2 separate regions of the Homo sapiens genome follow, and region 2 is linked to region 1. Evidence: chromatin loops called from intact Hi-C (ENCODE). Cell type or tissue: sigmoid colon. All regions are shown on one strand. Links, peaks and the distances in the headings refer to the core of each region. The heading gives the core; the rest is flanking DNA. Region 1 holds the start of PRXL2C (peroxiredoxin like 2C). Region 2 overlaps SLC35D2 (solute carrier family 35 member D2).

The links. A loop is a pair of places that touch in the nucleus more often than their neighbours do. Peaks named below come from ENCODE experiments on the same cell type or tissue, not always from the same donor. Only the 100,000 strongest peaks of a DNase experiment are listed, where the experiment ranks them.
Region 2: it touches region 1 in a loop (3-fold over the local background); 14 of 110 quality-filtered maps call a loop at or near these places.

Annotation. Positions count from the first base shown.
Region 1 is chr9:96,654,081-96,656,989 of GRCh38, reverse strand. PRXL2C (peroxiredoxin like 2C) reads left to right here and starts at 1,673. Exons shown (of 6, transcript NM_153698.2): 1 at 1,673-1,900; 2 at 2,217-2,285. The coding sequence starts at 1,709. RefSeq lists silencers at 1,585-1,674, 1,715-1,924, 2,065-2,134. In sigmoid colon, for the core only: no CTCF peak of the experiment used is centred there; DNase peaks (open chromatin) are centred at 1,579, 2,019 and 2,339; H3K4me3 peaks cover 1,792 bases; H3K27ac peaks cover 1,478 bases.
Region 2 is chr9:96,343,269-96,346,177 of GRCh38, reverse strand. It overlaps SLC35D2 (solute carrier family 35 member D2), which reads left to right. Exons shown (of 12, transcript NM_007001.3): 7 at 777-879; 8 at 2,182-2,274. It overlaps SLC35D2-HSD17B3 (SLC35D2-HSD17B3 readthrough), which reads left to right. Exons shown (of 26, transcript NR_182427.1): 7 at 777-879; 8 at 2,182-2,274. Among named protein-coding and RNA genes, the nearest start is that of SLC35D2, 39 kb to the left of the region's middle. RefSeq lists an enhancer at 2,652-2,909. In sigmoid colon, for the core only: no CTCF peak of the experiment used is centred there; a DNase peak (open chromatin) is centred at 1,417; H3K27ac peaks cover 312 bases.

The sequences.
Region 1 (2,909 bases), core at 283-2,782:
TTCTGCATGGCTACTATTCCTCCTACAAAACTATTTTTTGATGATGTCTGAGTTCATCACTCTGCAAAAACTAAGTCATGTGGCTCTTTGTATTTCAAAATGAAATTGTCTAACCTGTAATTTATTTCACATGAAATATGACACTGAAAGCAGTAATGTCAAAGAAAATTTTTCATTCATTGATACCAGCAATTAATCAGAGCTGCCAAAATACCACCATTCTTATCTGTATATCAATTTCTGCTTACCAAAACACTGCTTACAATAAATTTGGTGACATCTGGCAAACTGCCTGTTGTGAGTGCTATTCATCAGCCTGCACTTTGGTCATGCATTTATTTCCAAAAACTCATAAAGCTCCTGGCCAGGCCCAGTGGCTCATGCCTGTAACCCCAGGACTTTGGGAGACCACGGCAAGAGGATTGCTTGAGCCCAGGAGTTCAAAACCAGCCTGGGCAACATAGGGAGACCCTTGTGTCTACAAAAACAAATCTAAAAAAAAATTTGCCAGGCATGGTGGTGCATGCCTGTGATCACAGCTACTTGGGAGGCTGAGGCAGGAGGACTGCTTGAGCTCAGGAGGTGGAGGCTGCAGTGAGCCATGATCGTGCCAATGCTCCAGCCTGGGCGACAGAGCGACACCCTGTCTCAGAAAGAAACTATCTTGACTTAGAAACAGATCTATGCTTAAAATTTTGTAAACACGCTGCAGAGCTTCTCAAACAGAGCACTTAATGTGTGCTCAATAAAGTATAAAATCTTCACACAGGTGAAAGCCAGAGGATGCAGCATCCCCCTTTCCTGCACTTTGTGGCAGAGTCACATCAGTCACATAGACCTGCCTAGCACTCCGCCCCAGAAATATTCTTCAGCTCAACAAAGGCCATAGATAAAGGATGTACTTTCTGAACCCCAAATCCATACACAAGAGTGAGTAAACTTATGAAGACAAAGAGCCTGAATGTTATCTGGTCCTGCTCTGGAAATCTTGGACACACAGTTAGCACCCATGAGAAACCCCAGAGAAAGATGAACCTCTAAATCCAGGGCCAGTTTGGTCTCACAAAGGCTGAGATCCCCAGATTTCCCTATGCCTGCCTACCCACCCCAGGAGAAACTGAATTGGAAGTGTGGGATTTCTACAAAACAGCTGCTAAGTCATCTAACTTCATCATCCTCATCCCACCCAGCTCACCTTTTATTTCTTTATTTTTATTATTTATTTTTTTAAAAAACGGAGATGGCGTTGCCCTCTGTTACCTACCCAGGCTGGTCTCGAACTCCTGGCCTCAAGTGATCTTCCCGCCTCGGCCTCCCAAGTCGCTAGGATTACAGGCCCGGCCTGTGTGTTTACAAAACGTGGGCCTGGCCCTAGCCCACCTTTTACACATACACCCATTAGTTCTCGAATAGGTGAGAACATCCGCTCAGGTGGCCATGGAGGGCGCGGGCGGCTTTCTTCCTCAATAATGCTTGCTCGCCGTGGACGGACCTTACTTTCTCTCTCTGTCCCCTACCCTGAGAGCTGAGTCAGAACCGCCCGTGGGGTTCACTCCGACAGCTCCCAGGCCCGCGCCGCGCCGCGGAAACCGTGACTTGCCAGGCCCCACCTCTGCACGCCCCGCCCCGCCCCCCGCGCCCAACCTCTGCGCGCCCCGCCCCGGTCCGCGCTGACAGAGCGGACCCAGGCCCTCGGCCGCCCCGCGTCATGGCCGCGCCGGCCCCGGTCACGCGGCAGGTTAGCGGCGCCGCCGCCCTGGTCCCGGCCCCGAGCGGCCCCGACAGCGGGCAGCCCCTGGCGGCCGCCGTGGCCGAGCTGCCGGTGCTGGACGCCCGCGGGCAGCGGGTACCGTTCGGCGCGCTGTTCCGGGAGCGCCGCGCCGTGGTGGTGTTCGTGCGGGTGAGCGGGCGGCGGGGCTGGAAGGGAAGCGCGGCCCAGGGTCCCGGGCAGGCTGCCGGGATGCGAGCCGCGCCTCCTGCTTCTTAGGACGGAAACGGGAAGGCAGCCTGCCCAGTCGCGGCCGCTTCCCAACTAGGGCGGGGCAGGGAGAGGGCGAGGGCGAGGCCCGCTTCCCACGCGCCGGGCGCCCGAGCCGCCGGTCCCGGCCCCGCGGGCGTCGCCTTTGCTCGCGTCACGCACGGCGAAGTACAGGGATCCTTCGGGGCCCGAGGGTGCTGCTTTACTAACTTGCCCTTTCTGCCGTTTTGGCTTTCAGCATTTCCTGTGTTACATCTGCAAGGAATACGTAGAGGATCTGGCCAAAATCCCCAGGAGTTTCTTACAAGTGAGTTTCCCAGCGTGGGCGGCCCAGTGCCCGCTTCTGCAGACCTTGCGAGCGGGGCGGGGGAGGACGCGGCTCCAGCGCGGAACTTGCAGCCTGGATTGCCCCTCCCCGCAGCTCTCTCCACCCTCGCCCCTCCAAAAGGAGTGAGACGTCAGAGATCTATTTCTGCCCTAACTCATTGGGTGCTGCCTGGTGGTAAACGTACTAACAATTGTGGTGTTGCCTGGTAACCTAGTGCCTGTTCTCAAATGTTGACTGATAATGCCCTAAAACAAATGCTGGAAATGGTTATTTTCTTCCCTTTATTTTTTGTTACACTCCAAATAGCTGCTCATTATGGGAAAATACTAATATATCGTAAAGGTGCAAATGTTTATGTTAATAGGCTGCAAGTTCCATGTCCCTAGGACAAACCACATAGTTGTTTTTCTTGAGGCACAGATAGGTTTGTGCCCAAGTGAGCTTTTTGAGGAAAGGCATTGAGCAGCCTTTATAAAACAGATGTTCTTTCAGCAGACCTTGTCAATCAGGATGTGAAAAAATAACATTGATTAAATAACTGTGCGGCCGGGCACGGTGGCTCACGCCTGTAATCCCAGCACTTTGGGAGGCCGAGGAGGGCGG
Region 2 (2,909 bases), core at 326-2,825, 310 kb after region 1:
TTAAATTAGCAGGCCCCCAGACACTGAATCTAAGAGGGTACAGGAAAAGGTTTTCCTCCCTGGCAATGTGTATTTCTGAATTATGACATGGCCTAGCACTGTCTGCAACGATCAAGTGCAGGTGGGTGGGCCACATCATGGCTCAGCTATTGCTCTTCCTCTTGTTCCTGTCATAGATCCCCAAACGTATTTATGCTGGTGCTATTTATAATGGAAATGGAAGAGAAGCTGTTTCAAAAGAATGGGAAGAAAGGAGCCATAGAGGGGTCACATAGAAGGATGGATACCTGCCTTGCCATTTTGATGGACGGGGTGCGGTTTGGGCACCAGATGGAGGTGTGGCTGCCTCATGCGACCCCTCTTACCCAGCCTCTGCCCAGCTGCCCCTCACTGGCTGCACCCTGGAGGTGGCCCTGTTCACTACAATAAGCAGAGCCCCTGGGTGGATCGGGGCGAATCACTCCCCTTAGGAAAGTCAGGGCTCACCAGTTATTATGTGGATTCATCAGCTAGCGAAAGAAAGGGGTTGCAGTTGAAGGAAGATGCTTAATGTCGCTCTGGTTTTAAGCCATTCACGATTGAGTCGAAGCCATCTGATGGGCTGGTTTGGTTTTTGTCTGGAGGCAAAGCAGAGGAATTAATCATTCACTACCACAAAGCGGGGAAAGTGTGCCACAGAAAAGTGGGTTTGATTAGGGAAAGGTAGATCAGGCGGGCTTGGAGGCCAAGTTGTGAGTTTTTGAGTAATCATTCTCCCTTTGTGGTCTCCCTCCCAGGTCTGACCTTGCTTTTAACTTAGAAGGCTATATTTTTGTATTCCTGAATGATATCTTCACAGCAGCAAATGGAGTTTATACCAAACAGAAAATGGACCCAAAGGTACCAGACCTTGCCTATGGCTTTTTGGCTCTGTCATCTGGCCCCTAGAATTATATGAAAAATGAAAATGAATGTGTACAGTTGGAATGTAATTTAATTTATATAATATGACCTGTAAATTCCTTATTTTCAATTATCTTGTCTGTATAAGTTATTATTTGCGAAATTTTGGGTGAAAATGAGATATGATGGGAAAAGCCACTAGTTTAGATGCACACTCAGAACATATAAAAAGGGATTATTCTGAAAGGCAAATTAATTTTTTTACCAGCATCATCAATCACCAAGGCAAGGTCAGGGGTCACGATATTTGTTCAGAGAGCGCTAGTTTGGAGTCTGGAGATGTGGGCTACAGACACAAGTTTTTCTACTTACTGACTGTTGTGACTTTGAACCTTAACTTCTCCAAACTTCAGTTTCCTTATCTGTGGAATGAAATGACTGCAATGGATAATTTGTAAGGTCTTGTCCAGCAATAGCTGCTGCTTCTGATGATGAGGGGTGGGGCAGAGGAGCTTTGCTTTTGTGTGGCTGCCTGTCACGTGGAGGCCCCATCCCTCCCCCTCCCCCATCCCTCCCCCACCCCCAGCTGTTACAAGGAAGCCCGGAGGATGAGTCAGGCATATGTTTCTTTGTTCCAAGCTCTTTGTGCTGGATGAGGGAGTTCACTCTGACCAACAGGCTTATTTCCATGAGCTATTTTTTTTAATCTGCTCTTTTTTTTTTTTTTTTATCTGCTCTGTTTTTTTTTTTTTTCCCCTGCATGGCCTTTTTTTTTTTTTTTTTTTTAACGGTAGAAGTTTTGCAAAAACAGGTTTGTTGTCTTTTGAGGATCACAATATGTCATCCTTTTTTGAAAATGGTGAAGTGGTGTGGCCACTTTAATGAAAGTAAATATATGATGCTGCTGTCCTTTAATGGAAAGAGCAGATGTTTTTAAAGAGTTTTGTTTATATTAACATTTTTAATGTTCTTTATTTTGTTCCAGATTTCCCATTTTGAATTACATGCTTTAAAAAAAACCCCACATAATTAGAATGCTGGAGATGAATGGAACCCTAGAGGCTTCCCACTGCCATGCGTTTTCTCTGTAGTTTTGGTGTAAAACAAATGTTTATTCCAAAATCTCAGTACCCTCAAACCAAAGCATTTTATGTCAGAAATTTGCTGAAAATATTCCAAAAGAGTTGCTCAGAATGCACATTCTAACTTCGCATGAATATGCAGTTGTATAAATGGCTCCAGGAAATCTGTGCCTCACGTTTCTGAAACTGAGTGGTTTTTACATTTTTGTTTTTGCAGGAGCTAGGGAAATACGGAGTACTTTTCTACAATGCCTGCTTCATGATTATCCCAACTCTTATTATTAGTGTCTCCACTGGAGACCTGCAACAGGTGAGCTGATGACAATCATTACAGTTTTCCTTAGCTGGCTTTAAAAAATTTAATATTTAACATTTGATATGCACTGAAACAAAAAGTGTAAAGTTAGCTAGGACTACCAGGAGGGTACATGATAACAAGATGTTTGATATCCCTAGTAACACCTTTTGGCACTACCCTTGCATTGGCATTTATCCTTAGCCACATATCAAGGAGAGCCAAGAACTCTGGACTTGGTACTTTTTGGAAAACAACAATACAAATCTGAGTTTGAATTCCATATCCCCCTTTGCTAATGTGGGGACCCTGGGAGAGCTACTTACCCTAGAAGGGGATTTTGATCATTTTAAAACATAGGTTTGTTTATTTATTTGTTACTTTCTATTACGGACATTTTGAAACATGCACAAAATAGAGTAATTCAATGAGTTGTCAGGGACCCACCACCTAGCTTCAACACTTTGGCATTTTGCCATCTTATTTTATCTGTCCTCATCCATCCCCAGCTTTTTGTTCCTCTGGAGTATTTTAAAACCTATCCCAGCCATCACGCCATTTTACCTCTAAATATTCCAGGATCCACATTTGAATTTTGGGAAGGTGTTGTTCTTTCAGCATTTGCCCTGAAACCGTATCTGCTGCTGGTG